2 separate regions of the Homo sapiens genome follow, and region 2 is linked to region 1. A link is an interaction called in ENCODE POLR2A ChIA-PET data of the cell type or tissue named here. Cell type or tissue: PC-3. All regions are shown on one strand. Each heading gives the region's core, and the rest is flanking DNA. Links, peaks and the distances in the headings are about the cores only.

The links. ChIA-PET counts read pairs that join two places held together with the same protein. Peaks named below come from ENCODE experiments on the same cell type or tissue, not always from the same donor. Only the 100,000 strongest peaks of a DNase experiment are listed, where the experiment ranks them.
Region 2: POLR2A ChIA-PET joins it to region 1 with 5 read pairs; 4 of 35 experiments call an interaction of 5 or more read pairs at or near these places.

Annotation. Positions count from the first base shown.
Region 1 is chr2:172,175,302-172,181,641 of GRCh38, forward strand. No RefSeq gene overlaps it. Among named protein-coding and RNA genes, the nearest start is that of DLX2-DT, 75 kb to the left of the region's middle. In PC-3, for the core only: no CTCF peak of the experiment used is centred there; DNase peaks (open chromatin) are centred at 2,930 and 4,240; H3K27ac peaks cover 688 bases.
Region 2 is chr2:172,370,404-172,376,072 of GRCh38, forward strand. No RefSeq gene overlaps it. Among named protein-coding and RNA genes, the nearest start is that of ITGA6, 54 kb to the right of the region's middle. In PC-3, for the core only: no CTCF peak of the experiment used is centred there; no DNase peak of the experiment used is centred there.

The sequences.
Region 1 (6,340 bases), core at 628-5,627:
CCAAAGTGCTGGGATTACAGGTGTGAGCCGCCACACTTGGCCCATATTGGATTTTTTTTTGTTACCCATTATCTAATTGCACATTTTTTCTTTACTGCCAACTTTTAAGGTGAATTGGCCATTACTAGCTGTGATTGTAGAATTTCTGAATAGGGACACACTTCTTAGAAAGCTGGCTGTGCCACATACCCAGCTGCAGAGGAAATCTCAACTCCACATACAGAGTTCTTCCCTTTCTAGTTCTACCATTTGCACTGAAAAAATTCCTTTAAGAATTTCGTTTCTTGTCTACCATTCTGCTACAAGGAGTTTAATTTTACACTGAGTTTTTGCCTTAGATACTCATCAGACTTTTATTCTATTTGTCATTGAGAAAACAGAACTTTTTGTTAACTCGATGTTTTTCTTTTTAACTCTTTAAAATTTTATTTTTATTTTTTCAATAAACAGTATTGTGTGTATTTGAGGTTTACCACATGATGTTATGGGATACCTGTAGATAGTAAAACAGTTACTATAGTGAAGCAGATTAATGTATCTATTACTTCACATAGTTACTTTTTTGGTGACAATAGCTAAAATTTACTTATTTGACAAAAATTTCTAATACAATACAATTTTAATACCTATAATCCTCATGTTGTATTTTAGATTTCTAGACTTGTTCATTCACTAAATCTGCTACTTTTTTTTTTTTTTGAGAGAGGGCCTTGCTCTGTAGCTCAGGGTGCAGTGCAGTAGTGTTAATATGGCTCACTGTAGCCTTGACTTCTGTGCTCAAGCAATCCTCCCACCTTAGCCTCCTGAGTAGCTGAGACTACAGGTGTGTGCTGCCACACATGGCTAATTTTTATATTTTTTGTAGAGATTGGGTCTCGCTATGTCTTGAACTACTGGGCTTAAGTGGTCCTCCCACCTTGGCCTCCCAAAATGCTGAGATTACAGGCTGTGAGCATATCTGCTACTTTTTATCCTTTGACCTACCCCATTTCACCCCATCCCACCCAACATGCATGGTAGCCACTGTTTTATTCTCTATCTCTGTATAGTTGACCTTTTTTTTTTTTTCCTAGATTCTACATATAAGTGAGAGCATGCAATATTTTTCTTTCTGTGTCTGGCTTATTTTACTTAGCATAAGGTCCTCCAGGTCCATCCATATTGTGACAAATGGCAGGATCTCCTTTTTTAAGGCTGAATAATATTCCATTATGTATACATACCACATTTTCTTTATCCATTCATCAGTCAGTGGATGCTAAGGTTGTTTCCATATTTTGGCTATTGTGAATGATGCTGCAATGAATGTAGGAGTGCAAATATATTTATGTGGTGGTGATTTCATCTCCTTTGGGTATATATCCAAAAGAGGGATTACAGGGTCATATGATAGTTCTATTTCTAATTTTTTTTAGGAATCTCCATACTGTTTTCCATAATGACTGTACCAATCTATATCTCCACCATCAGTGTACTAAGGTTCCCTTTTCTCCACACCCTTGCCAGAATTTTTTATCTCTTGCCCTTTTTTTTTTTTTGAGACAGGGCCTTACTCTGTCACCCAGGCTGGAGTGCAGTGGCACAATCTCGGCTCACTCCAACCTCCGCCTCACAGGTTCAAGCAATTCTCCTGCTTCAGCCTCCTGAGTAGCTGGGATTACAGGCATGGGCTACCACAGCTGGCTAATTTTTATATTTTTGGTAGAGACGAGATTTTGCCATATAGGACAGGCTGGCCTTGAACTCCTGGCCTCAAGTGATCCACCGTGTCTCAGCCTCCCAAAGTGCTGGGATTATAGGCATTAGCCACCTCACTTGGCCTTGACTTTTTGATAATAGCCATTCTAACAGAAGTGAGACAATATCTCATAGTGGTTTTAACTTGCATTTCCCTGATGACTGGTGATGTTGATCACCTTCCCATATATCTGTTGGCCATTTTTATGTCTTCTTTGGAGAAATGTCTGTTCAGGTCCTTTGCCCATTTTTAAATTAGGTTATTTGTTTTTCTGCTATTGAGTTGTAAGACTGTGAATTCCCTTTATGAGGCCTTTCACTTACAGTATAAAATAATGCTTCAGACAAACATTATGAGAGCTTTAGAGTCATTTATCTAATTGTCTAGAAGATAAGTATAGTTAAAAACACTTGGATTCTAGACGTTATATAGAATAGACACACAGTTGCAAGAATCTTTTTTTTTCTATAGGGTCTCATTCTGTCACCCAGGTTGGAGTGTAGTGGCATAGTCATGGCTCACTGCAGCCTCGACCTCCTGGGCTCTAATGATCCTCTCCCCTCAGCCTCCCAAGTAGCTGGGGCTACAGGCGCAAGCCACCATGGTGGCTAATTTTCGTGTTTTTTTTGGACAAGAACTCAGCAAGGTTAGTTTGATAAAGCTCAGCTGGTTGGAAATTTGAGGAATTTGAAGTTGATTTGTTTTGATTGTTGTTCTCTCTTGGACTGACATCATCAGCACAAGTTCATCTCCCTTTTACTTCCCCTAGCAGATTTTGCAGATAACTCTTGACTTTACTTTGACATAGAATAAAGCATTTCTTTTTTAGAAGAAAAGGTTTAGGAAATTATTTTTATTCTGGACTTGGCTTCGGATGAATTGTATGACCTTGGGGGAAATTCCATATAACAAATTCCTTGTGCCTCCTTTTCCTGAAGAACAAATAGGATATCCTACTTTAAACTAATATTTGGAATATTAAAATATAAACTTTAATTTTGGATCTTAAATGAGGCTGATATTCACAATCATGGAATGGGTTTTTAAGCCTCCAGTGAGAAAATGGTGATACTAATTAGCTAGGACCCTTTAGGTTGCAAGGGAAAGAAAACCAGCAAAATCCAGTTTAAGCCACAAAGGGGAATTTATTGACTCATACAAATGAGAAATCCAAGTGGGTGATTATGGCTTCAAACATGGCTGAGTCAGGAATTCAGGTGATGTTATCAGCTCTATCCCTCGCCCTCCATTTTTCAACTCTGTTTACCTCTGCCTGGCTTTATTCAAGCCTTCATGATCTGTATAGCTCAACATCCTAGAGGAAGAGAGGCAACATTTCCCTTTTAGTGCCCATGTGTCAGATCTTAGGGAAGATTTGGATTGGTCCAGCTTAGGACACTTGCCTATTCCTCAATGAATAACCGTGGCTTGGAGAACGGGGTGCTCTAGTGGGCCAGCCAGTGTGTGGGCCCATCTCTTTGACAGAGGCAGATTTGGGGTACCATGATAGACAACCCCTCCAGGATCCTATGGAGTCAGATGAGGGTACTTCTGTTGTTTCTAGACAAAGAGGGAAGGGATGCTGACCAGGCCAGACCAATAAAGGTCCACTATAAAGGCTTTTGGGTGGAATATAGTGTATCAGCTCTCTATTTATTCAATGTTTATACACGTTTTTGTCTGCCTCCATAAATCAAACTTGTACATCTGCTCACCTTTAATTTTTTTTTCACCATAAAGCTTAATCCCTATTGTGTAGAAGCAGCACCTAATATGCCTGCCAAGATGTGGTATTAATATAGAAATGTGTATTAGGCTAGAGAGATAGAAGTAAGAAGATGATTTTTATTTTTAGCTTCTGTTAGCATAGAGACATATTTATAATAGTTTTTCTTGGCCTCATTCATCATATAATTTAGAAAAGGTCTTAACTATTTTTAAAAATTATGCAAGTAGTACAAAAGGGCAAAAAGTGAAAATGAAACTCCCTCTATCCCCCCCATCCCCAGGAATAAGACAGTTACTTCTATTTAATATAGCATTCCAGAAACGTCCTATGTATTTGCAAGAATATATGTATACTTTACATAAACCTATGGGCTCATTCTCTTATGTCTGCTGTGCACTTTGCCTTTTTCACCTAGTACCATATTATGGAGGTGACCTCCCTTGTCAGCACAGTAGAGTGCCTTCATTTTTTTTAGCACACAATGTTCTATAGTGTGGATGTGACCAGATTTATGTAAATCACTCCTCATCAGAGAACTTTAAGGCACTTTACAATGCATTCCTCCTTTTTCTTCTCTCCTCTCTGCAGCAAACCTGGCATGACCAGAGGACCTGTGGCTCTGAGTTGGGCCAGGCATTGCCCATTGATGGTAGATGCAGCAGATGCAGCCATGAGGGATTTCCCAGAAGGAGCAACATTTCCCCAAGGCTGAGTTAGAGCCAGAGTCTGATCCTGTGACTGCCCCACCCTCAGCCCTCCCTGTGGTTAACCAGGAAGGTGGCTCATTGTTGGGTGGTTTGGCAAGTGTCTGAGAAAATTGCAAGGTGTAATGACCTCCTCTCTAGCTTGTGGCCACACACGAGGGTACCTATGCTAATTTTACAAGATGACAGCGGCAGCTTCTGTTCTTCAGCTCTGCGAGTTGGCTCCCTGGTGTTACTTTTTATTTTATTTTATTTTATTAATTTATTTATCTGAGACAGAGTCTCACTGTTTCGCCCAGGCTGGAGTGCAGTGGTGCAGTGGTGCAGTGGTATGATCTCTGCTGAATGTGCAACTTCTGCCTCCTGGGTTCAAGTGATTCTTGTGCCTCAGCCTCCTGAGTAGCTGGGGTTACAGGCATGTGCCACCGTGCCCAGCTTTTTGTAATTTTTGTAGAGGCTGCCTTTCCAGACAGTCTTATTTCAAGTCTTTATTTCAATAAGCAAAACCGTAAGGAGAGAGCAATGCAGAGAGAGGAATCTGAGGAAAACCAAGAGAAATGAGACAGCTTTCTGGTCTTTTTACCTAGGTCATCTCAACTCTAGCTGACATCCAGCCAGGAGACTCCAGGAGCTGGGGCATCTTTCCTTTGGCCTGAAAGCTGAAGGGAGTGAAGCAGGGAAGGGAGTAGGATGGATTATTTAGAGAAATAGTTTCACCATGTTGGCCAGGCTGGTCTTGAACTCTTGGCCTCAAGTTATCCTCATGCCTTGGCCTCCCAAAGTGCTGGGATTACAGGTGTGGGCCACTGTGCCTGGCCCCTGGTGTCCTTTATCTGTTTGCAAATATCAGCACAGATTTCTGGACTATGGTGATGACAGGGGAACTAACTGACATTTAGTTTGAAAATGCTCATATCCGATGTAATTCCCCCAAGTACCTGCTTCTTGTCACCTAATAATCCCCAAGACTGTCTGAAAAAGCCAGCAGGTTAGAGAGACAGTGACTGGGATGGGCTGACAGGGCAGCCCTAAGGCCAATGTGTCAAGAAGGCATCCACAATTCTTCCTTCTCTCTGACCTCTGCCTCCGAATAGTCCCTCCCATGCCTGTCCTTGCTTCACTCCCTTCAGCTTTCAGGCCAAAGGAAAGATGCCCCAGCTCCTGGAGTCTAGTGGCCGGATGTCATCTAGAGTTGAGATGACCTAGGTAAAAACACCAGAAACTGTCTCATTTCTCTTGGTTTTCCTCAGATTCCTCTCTCTGCGTTGCTTTCTCCTCATGGCTTTGCTTATTGAAATTCTTGTCCTTCTTTTTTTTTTTTTTTTTTTTTTGAGCCAGAGTCTTACTCTGTCGCCCAGGCTGGAGTGCAGTGGCACGATCTCAGCTCACTACAACCTCCGCATCCTGGGTTCAAGCGATTCTGCTGCCTCAGTCTCCCCAGTAGCTGGGATTACAGGCACCCACCATCACGCCTGGCTAATTTTTTTTTTGGTTATTTTTGTAGAGATGGGGTTTCACCATGTTGGCCAGGCTGGTCTTGAACTCCTGATGTCAGGTGATTCGCCTGCCTTGCCCTCCCAAAGTGCTGGGATTATAGGTGTGAGCCACAACGCCTGGCCAAAATTCTTGTCCTTCTAAACACAGCTCTGATACCCCCATGATGGTATCTCTGGTCATCTAAGTGAAAAGGGGGTCCTTCATTTTTGCTGCATGCGTCACTAACCATTGTTCCCTCACTGGAGCCCTGGATGCTCTTGGAGGTGCTGGGATAGATAAGCTTTGTCTCTTCCATACTGGACCATCCTACCTCCCCCAAGCGAGGCTCAGCAGGTGCTGTATTCTTGGCCCATAGCAGGTACTCAATATGTTTGTTGAAACAGTGAACCTGTCTGGTTCAATATCTGCTGTGGAGACTTGGACTTAGTTTCACAATTAAATTGCTAACTTTTTAAAAAAGTCATTCATTTATTTCCTGTGTTGCTGTTTGACTTCTGGGGATGCTTTCACATTAAAAAAAAATTGTCTTTTCAAATAGAGCCAGACATGGCAGCTTGTGCCTGTAGTCCCAGCTACTGGGGAAGCTGAGGCTGGAGGATTACTTGAGCCCAGGAATTTGAGTCCAAAATAGTGAGACCCCTTCTCTAAAACAAAACAAAACAAAACAAAACA
Region 2 (5,669 bases), core at 670-5,669, 200 kb after region 1:
TATGTGTGAATTTGTTATATGTGTGAATTTGTTATATATGTATAATGTTATCAAGGTTTCTAAACTGCCACTTTCTGTACTTACCTTGCAGTAGACTGGTAACAAATATGTAAGCACTTGACAGATTTTTCTTGCCTGCTGCACAGAAAAGCCAATTCACTGAGACAGAAGTATTGCAGTAAAGAAAGAATGTAATAAATTCAAAGCTAGCCAGCTGGAAAGTTGGGAGCTTATTACTCAATCAGCCTCCCTGGGAACTCAGAGGCTAGGATTTTTATGAATAATTTGGTAGACAGAGGGCTGGGGAATGGGTTCTGCTCACTGATTGGGGATGAAATTATGAGCGTGGAAAATGGTCCTTGTATGCTGAATTAGCTTCTGGGTGGGAGCCACAGGACCATGGGAAAAATTTAGTTATCAGTCTCAGGTCCAGGTAAAGTCAGTCAGTCACAAAAAAGCAAAAATCTGAAAAACATCTCAAAAGACCAATCTTAGGTTCTACAATAGTGATGTTATCTATAGAGGCAATGGGGGAAGTCACAAATCTTGTGAATTCTGGCCACGTGACTCCTGAGCAGTAAGGGATTATAGAAAAGCAAGCTGGGAAACAATGGTTGGTTATTGTTTAACTATGCCTATATTTTAGCATAATTCAGGCATCTCTCATTAGCCTAATCTTGTGGCCTTTCATTACTCCTACAAAGGTGGTTTCAGTCCCTAAACAAGGAGGAAGTCAGTTTTAGGGAGGGACTATTATCATCCTTTCTTCAAAGTTAAACTATAAACTAAATTCTTCCCATGGCTAGCTTAGCCTATGCCCAGGAATGAACAAGGAGAGCCAGCCCTTGAGGCTAGCAGCAAGATTGAGTCAGCTATGCTGGATTTCTCTCACTGTCATAATCATTGCAAAGGTGGCTTCAAATAGATTTCAAAGACACTTTGGGTAGTATTGTGCTAGATAATATCAACCCTTTCTTTCAGTGTCAGTTAAGATATCACTTCCTCCCAGAGGTCTTCCTGACCACCCTTCCCCACCCCACATCTGAACTAGGTGGTCTCATAGAATCCTGTGTGTCCCCCTATCAGAACACGAATCAAACTGTGTTTGAAATGGGTCTGCCTTGCTGATTTGGGGGTGCTGCCATTGCCTCTAAGTGTGTCAACCTTTTGCAAACATTCAGGGCTCCAAAGTCAGTAGTCATCACAATCCCTTCTGTAAACCAGTTGGCCAAAGGAGGTAAGTCTGTATGTGAAGGAAGAAATGCTGTTTGTCATTAAATTTAAGATGTCTTAATACAAAAATTAGCTGGGCATGGTGGCGGATGCCTGTAATCCCAGCTACTCAGGAGGCTGAGGCAGGAAAATCGCTTGGACCCAGGAAGTGAAGGTTGCAGTGAGCCAAGACTGCACCATTGCACTCCAGCCTGGGCAACAAGAACGAAACTCAGTCTCAAAAAAAAAAAAAAAACCCAAAAAACCAAAAAAATCCCCCATGAATTGTAAAGTGCATCCCTAGTTCAGTAATGTGAAAATAACAATTTTAAGACATGGGTTTGGTGTGGTGGTTCAAGCCTATAATCTGAGCACTTTGGGAGGCCAAGGTGGGAGGATCCTTTGAGCCCAGGAGTTTGAGACCAGCCTGGGCAACATAGGGAGATCCTGCCTCTACAAAAAAATAATGAAAATAGCAACCAAACATAGTGATGTGAACCTATGGTCCCAACTACTTGGGAGGCTCAGTTGGGAGGATTACTTGAGCCTGGGAGTTCGAGGCTGCAGTGATTGTGCCACTGCACTCCAACCTGGGTGACAGAGTATTCCAGAGATGGTACAGTATGTGTGTCTTTGAATTGATAACATGTGGGTGTTAAAATCTCAATCATCTGTCTTTTGAGTAAAGTCTCAATTGTCTGTCGAAAGACGATTTTGTAGAAAAGGATAAAACATAAAGTAAAGTATATTTACATTTAAGATTATAAATACCTCTGCCAAAAGAGAGTATTTGTGGCTTCTTGTAATCCTTTGCAGATATTGTCACTAATCTCTCCTTCATTCCTCCAAATTATGTGTGTACTTGGTATTCTTATTTCCTCATCCCCATCTTATCCCTCAAGTAAGTAAAGCCCTGGATACCTGAGTTAGTTAGTTATCCAAGACTTTGCAGTGAGTGAGTCAGAGAGGAATGAAATTTCTGTTCTCCTTACCCCCAGGTAGCATTGCCTAGAGCCATGCTGGGAAGATCACTCTGTAAGACAAACCAGGAAACCTAATTAACAGGACAGGTCTGGTCCTGACTATACATTATTTTCATCTTCATATGGATGACTGATGAGGGGTGGCTATGACAGAGCTATCTGTATTGTCTGATCTGGGAAACTGTTTCTTTGAAAAGCTCATAAATTGACCTATTAAGACTATTATCTGTGTTCCAGAACTAAATAAAAGCCACAGCTGGAGACTCCAGTAATATGTAAACATGAATCTATATAAATTTGAATGTAAAATTGCCCAGAAATTTCTTGATGGACAAATTTTTATGTATGTTTTGCTTATCTATAACTGATCTCATAGCTTCCCTTGCTTACTGGGTATCATTATATAATAATTAGTGTGTTTATATGTGTTGAAGTATCTGCTAACTAGAATGATTTGGGATTTATCCAGCTTGATCCAAAAACAAATTTGGCCAGAGCTTTGATAATCCCTGCCTTCTAGGGATATCAATATATAAATAGTTCATATTAATATTTAGGAAGACAACAGACAAATGGCTGTTAAGAATGCCAAGACTTCCAGATAGACTAGTGATGCCAGAAATAACGAGTGGAATCTCAGGAGTGCAGAACATTTAGAAAATTATAGGTCTAGAAGATGTGTTATTTTCCTGATAGTAGAAAAACATGTTGCCGTAGAAACAATATTAAAGTGACCATTAGAGTCCCGAGCCTTCCCACAAACACTTGTGTAGCCTACGTTGAAGCTACCCTCTTATCCTGATAGTCCTAACCTGATTTCTGGCTGCTAGGACTCAGGGACTGGGAGGAGGAAGGAGGAGAAAGAAGGCGTTTGCCTTGCACCTTCTTTTCTTCATGTCTTTTTCTTCCTGGACCCCCCTCCAGGCAGCAGTGCTCACGAGCTGCTTTATCTAGACACTACCCAGGCTTGCTCCTTTTCCCCAAGGCCCCCAAGCATCTCAGTGACTTCCCTCCTTTTTGCCCAAATGAAACTCTTATTCCCTCTTGGCAACGGAAAGCAATCAGACTTAATTGATTGGCACCAATTTGTGTTTAACTGATTATTCCCTATATTCATCTATTCTCTAGGTCTGAATTTTAAAAAAATATTTTCCAAACTTTGTCCAATGGGTGGACTATAGGCAGGGAAACAGTAGTGAAAAATATTTAGTGTGTGTAGAAGGAGGATGATATTTAAACACATACTCATAAACACAACAAAGTATATGAGTTATGGTTTTCAGATGTCAAGCAACAGAAACAAATGCTAATTCAAATATAAAAGGCATGAACTTGATGGTTGTGGGGTGACTCACAGAATCAAAAGGAAAGTTGAACAATTAGGACAGACGGGAATCGTGAAGTTTGAGTGGAAGAGGAAGATGTGTTCTAAGCAGAACTGATGAGTGATATCTTACCAAATCAACTCCAACAGTCATTTTATCACTTGGCTAAACATTCAGATACCTGAATAGTCTCGCTTGGGTCAGAGACCTTCTGCTTAGCTGGGACTGGGCAAGGCACCTTGATTGATGGTCCCAACCAAGGGGAGAAGGTGGTTCACTAGGGTAAAACTAGGGTTCCATTCCTAGAAGAGTGGATAGACACTGGTTGGATGGCTCACTCTCTGCTAAGTGCTGTAGGTGCCAATCTCCTTGACCAGCTGTGCCTGGGATGGTGTCCGTGAGTTCAGTCTCCTACTCTCTACTTTTCACAGCTTCTACCCTTTTAGAACCCACAGCTGATCCAAATCAGTTCATACAACAGCTCTTACAAAACAGCAACACCGATAAAGTGCCTGGTTAGCTCGTCCTGCCCCCAGTCCCCACTGTACAGGTCCCTGGAAAGTCTGACTGCTTTGTGGGAGCTAAGGGCAATGGACTGGGTTGGTATCCAGGTTGCACTTTTTATTTTGGTCCTCTGGGCAGTGTTCCAGTTAAAATGAGAAAAACAGGATTAATTCTAGTGACGTTTCATCCCCTCATAGAAGTATGGAGTCCTTCCTTTGTGACTACCATGGATCTGGCCTCTTAGAATGTGGAAAAGCCCTTGCTTTGCCCAAGGTAGCCTTTCTAGCAGGTGGATCTCAGAATTACTGTATTAAAAAAAGTCTAATTAATGACCAACGGAAGGAACAGTGACACAGATTAATATTTAACCTGTTGGAAAGAGTAACTGTGTGTTTGGGGTTTAGTAACAGATCTGCAGCACAGGTTAACTCAGTCTCTGCCTCATCAGCACTCCTTAGGTCGCTCTGTTCCCTAGACCACAGTCTTTCCTTGACTTCATTCCCCACCCCTATTCCTCTATGAGGAACTCAGGAGGAAACATGGAAGCCAAGCCTCAAACTGAGACTCGCTAGCCAAAGGCAGAGCTGAGTTTAAGTTTAATATTTACTCAGCCAGGAAATACTCTAATTAAGCCTTGCTCTTTAAATCTTAAAGCTCCACCCTGGAAGGACAGAAATGAGCTCTCCCAAAGGGTTTCATCCTGGGGATGAGGAATCCTTTTTCCCCTACATCCAAATATTTCTGAGATGGGGTTAGGCAGGTCTTCTTTCCAAGTTCAAAAGGCATAACTAAGATTGTGGGTTGAATTTCCATGGGATACCCAGATGGCTTCCAGAAAAAGAGCTGGCTGTGTAGATCCCTAATTCCAGACAGCCAGAAAGGATTCACTGAATATCTGGAGCAAAAGGAGATTTTCAATGCAGGGAGGCAGTTTAGTATAAATATAGGAGCCGAAGTCAGATGTCCTGGGTCAAATCCTGGTCCCGCCACTATTTTCTGTGTGACCTTTGAGTGTGACTCATATCTCTAAGCCTTAGTTTCCTCATGGGGAAGTTGCAGTAACAGTATCTACCTCATTGGACTCTGGAGAGAATTAAACAAAATAGTCCATGTAAAGTGCTTAGTACATAATAAGTGCTTAAAGAATATCTGCTATAAGTTATTTGACCATTCATTCAAAAAAAATGACTTGTGCCTAAAATGTACCAAATAATGTGTAAGATAATGGTACATATAGAGATATAATGGTATGTATAAAACTCCTTTTTTCTGAAGAAGCTCACAGTTTAGTGGGGAAGCTAACATAGAAGTTATTCTTCTATGTTGTAATAATTGCGACAGAAAAGGTATATAAAAGTACTATTAACGTGCTTATTAGAGGAGAGAGAGTTCCTTCTATGAAGAATTTCAGGAAGGCTTCATGGTGACATTTAAGCTGTGTCTTTAAGAAAGTTTTAGAATTTTTCATGCCCAGAAAAGAGGATCAACTATTCCAGAAAGGAGGAACATCCTAAGCAGAAGCACAGCAATGAGAAAAATCTCAGTGTGTTTGGGAAGCAACAAAAAATTTGGCTGGAGTACCAGGGTGCAAGGTGGGTTTGGTAGGCAGTGGAGTTGGAAAGTCAAGGTTAAGGATGTCATGGGC